Regions from separate parts of the Homo sapiens genome. Here region 1 is linked to region 2. The links are chromatin loops, found by intact Hi-C in ENCODE. Cell type or tissue: heart left ventricle. All regions are shown on one strand. Each heading gives the region's core, and the rest is flanking DNA. Links, peaks and the distances in the headings are about the cores only.

Region 1 (6,367 bases), core at 1,658-4,157, 190 kb before region 2:
TCCAATTCCTATGAGACCCTGGAGCAGAGACCATTTCGTTTTCATCATCTCACCTCCACAGGGTCCCTACCTCGGTGCCTTGCATGCAGTAGATGCTCAGTGAACAGGAGTTGATTTAGATGGTTACGAAACACCAACTGTCTAAGAGTTCTTAGGATTTGACCTTTAATCACAACACTCCCTCCCTAACAGGGAGTTCCCCTTCCTTGAAATAAAACTACCTCATCTGCGAATTCAATTGTGCATTCATTTTAGAAAAAGATAAGAATTTATCTCTATTTATATTCTGAGTCTCTTACTGGGGGCAATTGGCGGGAATAGGGGATCAGGGAAACTGGGAATCTAAAAGGCAGAAAAATAGAATGGCAGAAAAGAAGCAGAAAGTTTTGCAACGAAGACTCAGGAAAGTTTAAGGAAAATGAGGGGTAGTAAACTCAGGTCTTAAAAGTGCACTTCAGGGGCCTCTGTGAGGGGAAGGGATTGTTGGTAGAGTGAGGGAAGAGGTGGACCCTTGAGGAGTAGACTGTGGTCAGGGTGGAGCTGGGGGTCATACAATTGAAAGGCATTGAATATTAGGATAGAAGCCCATAAAAGGAAAGCAAAATGTCTCTAGGTGTGTGTACCACCTGCAACACAAAACAAACCTGAAAGGTTTGGGGAAGAGGATCCTGGGAAGTTTCTGGAGAACAAAAGGTGTTTAAAATTATCATTAAATATAAACATATTAAACATTACTATGTGCCATTACAGTGATAAGTGCCTCATGTATATTAACTTATTTAATCAACACAATAACCCTGTGAGGTAGGCACTGTCGCCATCGCCATTTTCCAGGTGAAGAAACTGAAGCAGAGAGGTTAAGTAACTTAACCAAGACTATTCAGAGTCAGTAGGGGTGAGATTTGAACTTAGATATTCTGGGCCCACAGCCCATTCTTTTAACCTCAAAGCTGCAATGTGTATCCATCATGATAACATAATATATGTAAAATATCTTTGTTGTTTTTCTATGGTTAGCTGCTATTTTCTTAGTGAGAAACCTATTTATGAGTTCTTTCAGTGTTCTTGCTTCAATACAGCTTTCGTTCTCTAATGCCTTAAGCTTCTCAAGTGAAAATATTACCATGAAGGTCTTCACCAGTACATACCCCTTTGAATAGAGAAAGGGATACTACACTCTGCATTATTTTTGTAACTCAAAGTAGCAAGCTGTTTCAAATTTTATTTTTGAAAAATCTTCATAAACTAGACATAAAAATTTACCTTTGAATTACTATAGATATTAAAATTCATTATACAAAGAAATGGAAAACAATAATATCCTAAAGACTCTATGGGAAACTGTGATAGAGATGGTTAGCTGTCAACCAAAGTCCTTATCCCCAGCCATTGCCATGCAGCTGTAGTGGGGAAGCACTTGCCTAGCCAGTGGCTAAGTTTTCCAGCCTGCCTTGCAGCTACATATGGCCATGTGACTAGTTCTCATCAACAGCATGTGAGCCATAGATTTCAAGAAATGGCACAGCTGAATACAGATGACTATCATGGCCCAGAGGATGGCAGAGAAACAGAGTGAAAGGGTCCCTGAATGACTGGATGGAGGACAGTCCCCTAGATAATTCGAGTTCCCACCCACAAATATAATTCCTTTGTCTTAAGCCATTGCCTATTTAGATCTACTTGTTAGAGCAGAATAATTGACCCTAAGTAACACAATACAGTTTTATTTGTTCACTAAGGCATTGTGAGATGTACAGCTTTCTATAGGAGGAACAGCATGACACAGACTAGAAGGCTTTGCTATCAGCCAGGCCTGTGTTTGAATCTCAGCTCCTCCATGATTGTGTGACTTTTGGCAAGCCGTACACACTTTAGTCATCATTAATACGGGGATGTAGTAGTCACTGTTGGGGCCTTGCCCTTTTCCTTTCACCTTACCACTACCTTGGTGCACATAAGCCAGATTTCCACGGCAGCACCTGTATCTGTCTGGCTTGCGACACTCAATTTGCTGAGTATATGGCCGGCTAGAAGTGGGCTCTGCTCGTAATCCTAAGCAGTCCTTAGCCAATGATGCAAGTTGCAGATGGTGTGCTGGAGGTGGCTTCCATCAACTTGAGAGCCTAGAGTGCATCCCTCTTCCAAACTCTAAGTTCAACGATGTCACATTGGTGCTTGAAATTGGCCATGGTGGGAGCATTTACACTACAGAAACTGGCAAATGTTACAAATCAGAGCTCTCCCATCTTCTTCCAGAGCTGGCTGCTAAAAACTGACCAACATACTACCTCTCTTGCCCTTTGGGTAGGACAACTCGGGTATGTTCTACAAAGGCTTCTGGATTTTATTTTCCAGCAGGGTTAGGCTGTAGTTGCCCACAGTAGTAGCCAGTTTGGAAAAACACCTTTACTGGCTGCCTTCTCTGTCTCACTTTCCCACTCCCATGCAGTGTTTCCTTCACCTCCTGAGTCAACTATTTGAATTGGAATCCCATCTGAAGGTCCCCTTTTGGAGGAACTCAAAGTAGGACAGGGGATAGCAATAAATAAAGTTGAAATTCTCTAAAATGCATAGAATTTAGTAGATTCCTTGCAAATATTAGCTCTTCTCTAGCTGAAATAATATATGGCTGAAACAAACTCAACAGAGTTATTATAGGTTAACTAACCATAATAGGAGTTTAAATTATGCATTTAAAAGTCACTTGTCCTAAATATATGAATCACCTTCAATAACTTTTAACTTTCATTATTTTAAATAGTTTTATTATAATAAGTAAAAACTGTACATGTGAAAACTTAAGGTAAATCTCTAACATATCCAAAGAGACGAAGTTAACTCTGTAAGGTAGTCTTGTGAGATCTAGATGTCCAGGCTCCCTTATGCTGCTGGTAGGTATAGGCTTCTAAAAAATTTAAGATCTCTGACACTTTTTATTAATTGATTTTTTTTTTTTTGAGATGGAGTCTCACTCTGTCACCCAAGCTGGAATGCAGTGGTGGGATCTTGCAAGGCTCACTGCAATCTCTGCTTCCTGGGTTCAAGCTGTTCTCATGCCTCAGCCCCCCAAGTAGCTGGGATTACAAGCATGCGCCACCACACCCAGAGATGGGGTTTCACCATGTTGGCCAAACTGGTCTTGAACTCTTGATCTCAAGTGATCTGCTGCCTCGGCCTCCCAAAGTGCTGGGATTACAGAAATGAGCCACTGTGCCTGGCCTATTTATTGGTCTTGATTTTGTGTTAGCAACTCTCAGTTTTGTCTTGTGTATTTTAGATACTCATGCTGACCTCATATTTTATGTCACCTTTGAACTAGGATCCCAGTATTCCAGTAATAAATTGCAGTTTGGGACCCTTCAGAAAGCTCTCTCTGGAGCTCACCATAATAATGTTTCCTACAAAGATATCATGTCTCTGGATATTTTTCTTTAAAAAATCGTTCTTTGTGATGCCTTTATGGTGAAATTATAACATTTCTTATTTCAGTAGTAAATGTGGTCTTATAAGATACCACAAGTGAGGATGTTGTGGGAAAGCCAAATGATCAATTTCTGAAGAAAGGACAACATGGCTTAGCAGGAAAAGCACCAAAGAGTCAGGAGTTCCAGGCCAGGGCTACCCTTGTCTGTGTCACAGGTGGCAAGTCTCTCCATTACTTCTCTTCACTGGGTCTTAGTGTCTCCATTTTTCTAAGCCGGAATACTCAACTTGGTGATATTTAACATCTAGTCCGTCTCTAACAGTTTATGAAAGTCCGTCACATATAGACAAAGGCCCAAATTCAAATAATACCCATCATTTCCTGGTCCTGTCTTAACATTTCAAGAGCTATAAGGTAGTAGGAAAAGACTTCTGGTATGTTGTTTCCTTGGCACCATATTTGTCGTGTGAAAATCAGAAAGTAATACCTTCATCTGGGTTGGGGGAAGAGGCAACAAAGTATTGGTTTTTATCTTAGGAGAAACTACTGATTTTTTATTGTGGTTTACTTGTGATTTTTAAAAGTGTTTTCTCTTTCACTTACTAATAATCACACATGCAGATGAAAATGGTGACATTTATTTCCTGCCAGACTGAAAACACTTTAAAAAGTGGATAATGTCTGGTATTTGCTAAGGACAAAAGAAACAGTCACCATTGGTAGGAGTTTAATCTGTGTCCCTTGAAAGCAGATCCTGAGATGAGGAAACAGGAGTGAGGGAGGTGAAAACCAGGCCTGGGGGGCCTTATCCAGTTGATTTCCACCGTCATGGACGGTTGGGGCTCAGTCCCTCTGGGCCCATCTGGGGAGCTGTGTGGAAGGTGCCTCACATTATACACTGGAGAAATGGGAGAGGGTAGGGTAACATTTACCCTTCAGCTCCTGTCTTCAGTGGACAAGCTCTGGGCCAGGAGGTGTTACCCTTCCACGTTTCAAGCTTTGTGCCTGTGCAGAAGGCAATCGGCTTACCACTGGCACCTTCACCTGGGGCAGAAGTGAGCCATAACAGGGTGGGGCTAGAGAGAGATGCTGTGGGGCCACAGTGAGCTGCCGCCAGAGCAGAAGTAAAAGGTAGACCAAGAAGATGTGAGGTGCTAAGCTCAAAAAACAAACTGAAAACAACACATGAGATGAGAGAATCTTGGTTTTTGGTTTTAATTTAGTACTGCTCTGCACATCCTAAGACGATACTCATCATTGACTTCCATCTCAAATTACAAAGAAAAATAATTTCTAAGATGAAAAACTAAAAGTATCATTGCAGCAAAAGCTCTAAAACACAGGAAATCTCTGCAGAAAGCCTCCCCCTTCACAAATATTTATTGGCAATTGTGGGATCCATCTGTTGCTTCAGATGATTTAGTGGGCAGAGAATCTGCTGTGCCAACTGTAATAGAACATGGTAATCTGTGGAAGCTGAGACAGAAGCTCTTCACTCTGTTTCGTGGGCTACAGAGCAAGCCATATCCTATCCCAGTCTGAGAGAGGCAAAATAAACTAAGAATGATTTTTCTTTGAGGAGTGCTTCAAATGCTGGTAAAATCACAAGGCTATCTTCTTTATTTCTAAATAGATTAGTATAAAATCCATGAGTATTGTTGTTAGCTCATTAGTATATGTGAAAACATTGGGATGCCAACTCGTTTAAAGGGAAGAAACCATTGGGTTAGGCAAAGTAAGACCATGGAAATACAATTTTTCATGTTATTTTAAATCAATTTTGATATCTCAGAGGTTCCCTAAATTTTGTCTTAATGATTCACCTCCTCCATTAGAAGTAGGATATTGGCAAAATGAGTACAACCTAATTCCAGGAAGATTTAGGTTTTTAAAATTTGTTCAAATATTAACATGTTCAGGGGTGATATTCTATAGAAATGTTATTGGAAATAAAAAGCTTCTGAAATATAAGAACAATCCTAAGCTGATTTGTAAATGGCTATCTTTTTCTAAAAGCAGTTCTTTATCTTCCTGAAACAGCTAACTATATACCAGTACTTAGATTCTGAATTAATGGCTGAGGAGACCTAGGACATTTGCATTTTTCTATTCTCCAACTGCTTTGCAGGCTTGTTGGCTGGGACCAGTGCCCCTCCCTGCAGTTTCAGGCCCAGGCCCAGCTATTCCTATTCATGTGTCAGATGCTAATCATCATCTGGTCTGGCAGAAGGAAGGGGCAGCTCCCAAACTGCCTGGCCCATCGCATACTGGAGCTGTCAGTCTCCTGAGAGGCTGAGCATCTGTTTAGAGTAGCCCCTGCTAACTCAGCTGATTTTTGACCTCTTCGCTTGTATTTCTTCCTTATTCCTTGGATGCTGTTTTCATCTTATTTGAAGGGAAGTATCTCAGCACTTGTCATCCTTCTCATATTAATTTAATCAAGGATGATAATATGAGCTTAGGTAACTGTCAAGAGGCCATTCTTAATAAGAGGATGGCATAAAATTACAATGGGTTGGGTTCTCTCTGAAAGTCTGCAGTTGCCCTTATATACATAGGGAAGTTATTAACATTATTGGATTCACTGCCTTCCTTGACAATGTACACCAAAAAGTCTGGGCTGCTCTGTGAGCTTATTCATATCGCAAAGATTTTAATTCTTTTTATTGCCATTGCAATATTTAATATTCCTTTTATTCTTACTTGCTTCTTCTGTACTTTGCCCAAAATGAGTTGATTATTTTTGAAGGGAGGAGGACTACTCAATAATCCAGAAAACAAAATAAACGTATCAAATTTATTGATGGAAAGACTAAAATTAGAGATGAATTCCTTCCCGAGAATGAGTAATCTAGAATTCAATTCAACTAGCATTTGCTGAGAACTCTTGTGTGTCAGGCATTTTGCATACTGTCACTCCATTTAATTCTCCCACAACTCTTC
Region 2 (6,367 bases), core at 1,537-4,036:
TCCAACAGATCCGGGGGAAACTGCACAGCCCTAGTAACTAGCCTCAAAAGTTATGCAGCCCCATTTCTGCCATATTTGTTGTCCAGCTAGGCGCCAAGGATAGCTCAGATTTCCAGATGGAATTAGATTCCCATCTTGATGGGGGAAGCAGCCCATGTGTCTAGGAAGTGCAGGCATTGATGGCAGCCATCTTTGGAAGCTATCTACCACACCCACATATCTGTTGCCTGCTTATTGAACTATCCTGGACAAAAGTGCTCAGATTTCTGTCCCAGGAAAGGTGCACATCTGTTCTACTGGATCTTGGTTTGAAACCACTTGGTGTTCAGTGGCCGTGTAATTTGTGCTCTGCTCTGCTCATGGTTTTATTATTTTTCTTTAAATCATAATTTCTTTTTCAAAACCAGCTTACTCCTAGAAATCTGTAGTGACTTTTTTTTCTTTTTTCAAATGACTAGCTTTGATATTCATCCTTAAGTTCATCTAGACAGTGAAGGTGGCTTTTGAAAAATGATGACCAGGTCTGCTTCCTCCCACCTTTTTGAATTGTCCCTTGCAGTTCTCAAGTTACAGGAAATTTTGTCATGTTTGCTTGCAGTGTGTGTGTGTGTGTGTGTGTGTGTTTGTGTGTGTGTGTGTTGGGGGAGTGTCACTTCACTAGGAAAGCTCTTTGAATTTGAAAGACAGTTTTGCATTTATTTGAAAGCTTTTATTTGTGAGCTTGAGTAGTCCAAAGTGTCCTTGTGTACAAGCCCCGCCTTTGCTAATTCCTATTATTATCTTGCTACAGAAGGTCATGCCAACTGCTTAATTACATGGAAAGTTATGAAACAGCTAGGGCACCAGAACATTGTTCAACTGTGGGCTCCTAAAGGAAAATAAACTCTTCTTACACTGAGAATGGCTGCCAATAACCAGGCAAGTTTGTCTGTTTGTGGCCACATGTATAGCTCGCTTGTATAAAGGCATTCTGTGCCTGGGCAAAAATCCTGGATTCACCTTTGCTAACAGCACCAGCATCTTAGTACAATAGAACCCTTTTAATTCAGAGAGAGATTATATCTGACTACTTCAAGTCAGACTTTTCCTTTCATTGAATGTAAACAATAAAACCTCTCTATGAAAGCTTTCCTGCTTCACTCAGAAATAGGCTAGTATGTTTCGTGGTATATCCCTAATCAACCGTTGGTGCGGTAAAAATGTTCATTTATTAGAGACGATTATGTAGTTTAGGTTCCTATAATCCACCTGCCCCTCAGTGATCTGCCTTCAGGAAAAAACAATCTGTGCAAAGAAAATTCATGTTCAGAGAAGTGAGGGCTTTTCATTTGGTTCAACCTGTCAGATTCTTGTTTTGGTCTAATTCTCACCTTGAAAACAAACAGCATCGCCTTTGCTTTGTCCGCCTTTATGCAAAGACCATGCTAATTCTAAGTAAACTCCTTGGAGAGTTAGGCATTGAAAGAGAAACAGAAACAGACCCCTTGAGAAAGAGTTTTTCTCCTGAAGAAGTATTTTTTACAAGGAATAACTGGGATAGCCACTAACTCTTGCTTCTACAGGAAACAGCTTGCCCTGCTGCAGAGGGTGGGGCGCTCTCTTATTTCTCTAAACACTTTTGGAGAAAAAAAAAAAATCAGGCTCCAGTGCCAAAAGACAACTTTAACCCTCAAATCCCAGAACCTAAGGTCAACCAAAGGTCACACATGCAGTGCTTAAAACAGAAGGTTGGCAAGCTCTCTCTCCAGGCAGTATCTGTCCCTGCTGAAATCGAGGCCATGGAAACAGGGCTTGTGCATTCTAAGTCCAAGGTACCTGTGATTTATGAAGTGGTGTTAGGCACTGGTCAGGACATAAAGTTAAATACTGAAAAAGGCTCCTGCTCCCACGGCTGCCCTTCCTTCTTGAAACCTAATTTAGACCATATCAAAGTTTTTATAAAGACATTCCTGATACCATTGTGCTGTAAATCCTGTCTGATCCAACCTTCAAATATTTATGTAAACTGAAATATGTCTGGAAAGAAGTCAAAACAAAACAAATATGCCACACCATCTCATTCCAGCAGGTCCTTCCTTCCTCATTTACATTCAAGCGTAAACCTCTCCAACTGGCTTCCAACTGTTAGGGCTGATTAATTAGTGATAATTGCAGAGACTATTTCTTTGAATGCCCTGATGGTCTTATGTCTTGCAACCAATTTAGCCTGGAGTTTTTAGCACGTGTGAAATGCGTTGGTAGCATTAAAAAAAAAATCATTACAGATAAGTGCAGTTGGTTTAGTCTTCCTGTGCCAGCTGTACCAATAATTAGTGCTTTTGAAATATCTACAGGTTGGTCCCAATGTATTCCTTAAGCTCCGCACTCAGCCTTTGCTTTTACTCTGTCATTAGAGTGGGCTGTTTCTTCTTGGGATCCTTATGGGTGAAGTGCTCTCAGTTTCAGATGCAGTTTGCTAATGATATTTTGCATCACTTGTAAGTTGTAGCAACATGAAGATCTCATGATCTATCTTTTAGTCCATGATATCATGTAATTAGAGAGAGTGGAAAATAGGAAAGAATTTAAAAGTGGCTGTGTACTCACATTACAGCTTTGAAACCCAAGGGAAGAAAAGAGGAGGCAGCCATTTGTGTTAAGAATGGAATGCTCTTATGCCCTTTGGAAGGTATGTTGTACTCTTTTGACACTGGAATTAAAAATGGAAGTAAATGAGCTTTGTCTACACAAAGTATGTTTAGAGAGACAAGAATGAATGAGTGAATGGGGCACTGAAACTGCATGGGGGAGTTCACTTTCACATACCATATCTTATTTGAGATTTACTACAGTTCTGGGAGGTAATGAAAGGCAGATGTTAATTACCCAATTTCTGTCCTTTGCAGGTGAGGAAATTGAAGTGCAAAGAGGTTAAGTGACTTGCTCTTTGTCATACAACTAGTGGGAGCCAAGATTAGGAACCAAGGCTCTGACTCCAAGTTTAGTCTTTTTTCCTGACATCTTGAGGTCTCAAGGTTGGGAAATGGGACAAATACAAATAGGCTTGTAAAAAAAAATGGCAGCCATAGTCGCATTCCATTGACTAATTCAGTTATATATACCAGAGCTAGGTCTTCTGGCCAGTAAGAGATGCAAATATATAGGGAGAACCCAGGAGTGATGAGAGTTCCTACAGACATGGAGTGTGCTCCTGTGTGAAGCTTATGGGGCCTTTATTTTGAATTAAATAAACATTGCTTCAAGTTTGTAAATTTTCTTAGGGAAAGGTGGTGATAATGATGATGATGGTGAAGAAGAATAGGAAGACACAAATAACAGCGATTGAAACAACAGCCAGGGGTTATATTTAGTGAGTGTTTACTATGTGTTAGGTGCTCATCTAAGCACTTTTAAAAGTATTAACTCTTTTAATCCTCCCAGCAACCCTTTGAGGTAAATATTATCATCCTAATTTGACAAAGGAGGAAAAGGAGGCATGTAGAGTTGAAGAACTTTGACCCAGGATGTCCTGTTGCAGGTGTAGGATTTAAACTGGCAGTCTGTCTCTAGCACCTTCTGAGCAGTTTTGCCTCTCAATCTTCTTCAGCTGATGCTTCTCCCAGTAGATGAAAATATATGTAAAACCTTTCCCCATGGTTTCAACTCTTGGAACTGAAGTCTTTCTCAAAACTTGCCTGACCACTATTTCTAATCCAGGTGGTGCAGAGAAGGGGCCAATAAAAGTAAATTTGGGTATTTACTGATGTGGGCTCGTAGTGGTGAGCAGCTTGGGAGAAGGAGGCTCAGACTAAATGGAGAACTGTGAGAGGCTGTCACCATGTTTCTCCCTATAAAGTGGCCAGTTGCCACACTGCCCTTTGTGCAAAGTGAGAAGACAATCATGGCTGACTGTCCTAGGCGATCAAGAGGGAGCCTACTGGGTTCTTTGTGGCTCATCAGTGTGCTCCAAATGGGGAAGAAGCAGTTGCATCCAAATTGGTGCAACCCCTCCAGGAATTAGAGCCTCCACTTGTAGATTTCTAAGGAGCTGCTGTCTCTCTGTCTGTTTCATAACTAAAAGTTCTGTGGTATAGGTCTTTTTTATAGGCTAAAGTCCTTTAAATGGGTGCATAATGTACCTCTATTGATTTTTCTGTTGACTATTACTTTATTATATGATTCAATCAACTTAGCTTTACACCATTCCATATAAAGAAATAGGTATTGCATTTCACTAAGAGTTTCATTTTAGGCATATTTTGACTCTTACCTGTATGGTCTCTTAACTTTCAATAGATATTCAGTATGCCTGCTTTCAAGTGGACTGTTTATTCAGTCTCTTCAGATACTAGAGGAGAATGGCAGTCAAAATAGATTGAAAAACAAAGGGGAAGAGTAAAAACAAATTTGAATAAATGTTTGTTTGCGACTAATGTCCTTATATTTATAAAGAGTGCTTAAGAAGTCACCGCTTGAAAGGTGTAGTATTTTGAGATTTGGGGTGCCTTATGCGGAGATTATATTCCAGCTACTCATGCCTGAGACCTGCATTCTTGTCCTCTTTGAGTGCTGCTTAGAGACCAGTTAGTTTTATAGCACAAAATCAGAAGGTGAGCCAGTGTGGTAAAGCTGAGTAGGTCTAACAACTTGTTTTAGGTTGGGTTGCTAGAATCACACCCAGTATACAAGTTATTTAGTAGTAAAGTGTTCTAAGAAGAAACCAGGAAGGAAGTGGGGAAGCAAGCAAGTAAGAAGGGAAACCAAGCAGTGGTGTGATTTCAGGTGAACTCCCATCCCTTAGCAGAAGGATGCAAAGCTGAGGGACTAACACACAGATCTGGGTGGAACATGGCAGAATTTGCTACACAGACTATTCCTCCAGGTGCAAACCCTGGACGAAGAGTCCAGATGTGTCCCTAAGGGCTCACAGAGGGGAGATATTGTGGCATAATTCTGGAAGGGGAGGAATAGACAGCTGTGCTTGGAGGCATAGAAGTAGGCAGCAATTCCCTCAAACTGTGAATGGGACAGGGCTTGCATCCCCAAAGGATGGACCATTGCTACGCTCTTTCCTGGAAGATCAGAGAGATGAGAGGACTGCTTAGGAACAGATTGCTCCCAGCCTTGGCATGAAACAACTACTTGTTTTCAGTGATTAATGAGCATCTCAGGGATGACTCCTTTGGAGAAAATCTCGAGGCTCTTGTAGCATTTTCTGGTTACAAATCAAGCCCTGAGTTGACCTGGATGGAGACCCTTGATGGAGAAGAAGGGATCCAAAGTAGGTTTCCTAATCCATTTTGGGTCAGTTTGTTGTTTTTTTGTTGTTGTTGTTTTTTTGTTTTTTTTTTAGTTTTTAATTTTCGTTGGTATACAGTAGGTGTGTATTTTTATGGATTACATGAGATGTTTTGATACAGACATACAGTGAATAATAATCACATCATGGAGAATGGAATATCCATCCCCTCAGGCATTTATCCTTTGTGTTACCAACAGTCCAATTATACTCTTTTAGTTATTTTTAAATGTACAATTAAACTTTTATTGACTATAGTCACCCTGTTGTGCTATCAAATAGTGGGTCTTATTCATTCTTTCTAAATATTTTCTGTAGCCATTAACCATCCCATCCCCACCTCCTCCTCACCCACTTACTATATGTCCTGGCCTCTAGTAACCATCCTTCCACTCTCCATCTCCATGAGTTCAATTGTCTGATTTTTAGATCCCACAAATAAGTGAGAACACACACTATTGTCTTTCTGTGCCTGGCTTATTTCACTTAACATAATGACCTTCAGTTACATTCACATTGTTGCAAATGACTGGATCTTGTTCTTTTTTATGGCTGAATAGTACTCATTGTGTATATGTGTCTTTGTAGGAAATGAGTTCACTTTAGGTGTGTGGATTTGTTTCTTGGTCCTCCGTTCTGTTCCATTGGTCTATGTGTCTGTTTTTATGCCAGTACCATGCTGTTTTGGTTACTATAGCTCTGTAGTATAATTTGAAGTCAGATAATGTGATTTCTCCAGTTTTGTTCTTTTTGCTTAGGACAGCTTTGACTATTCTGGGTCTTCTGTGGTTCCATATAAATTTTAGGGTAGTTTCTTCTATTTCTGTGAAGAATGTCATTGGTATTTTGATTGGGGTTGCACTGAATATGTAGATTGCTTTGGTTAGTATGGACAGTCTAACAATATTGATTCTTCTAATCCATGAACATGGAGTATCTTTTCATTTTTTGGTAATATGGTTTGGCTGTGTCCCCACTCAAATCTCAACTTGAATTGTATCTCCCAGAATTCCCATGTGTTGTGGGAGGGACCTGGAGGAAGTCATTGAATCATGGGGGCCAGTCTTTCCCATGCTGTTCTCATGATAG

Evidence for each region. A loop is a pair of places that touch in the nucleus more often than their neighbours do. Peaks named below come from ENCODE experiments on the same cell type or tissue, not always from the same donor. Only the 100,000 strongest peaks of a DNase experiment are listed, where the experiment ranks them.
Region 1: it touches region 2 in a loop (2.3-fold over the local background); 9 of 110 quality-filtered maps call a loop at or near these places.

The regions. Positions count from the first base shown.
Region 1 is chr5:56,801,688-56,808,054 of GRCh38, reverse strand. No RefSeq gene overlaps it. Among named protein-coding and RNA genes, the nearest start is that of MAP3K1, 11 kb to the left of the region's middle. In heart left ventricle, for the core only: no CTCF peak of the experiment used is centred there; no DNase peak of the experiment used is centred there.
Region 2 is chr5:56,611,310-56,617,676 of GRCh38, reverse strand. No RefSeq gene overlaps it. Among named protein-coding and RNA genes, the nearest start is that of C5orf67, 8.2 kb to the right of the region's middle. In heart left ventricle, for the core only: no CTCF peak of the experiment used is centred there; no DNase peak of the experiment used is centred there; H3K27ac peaks cover 572 bases.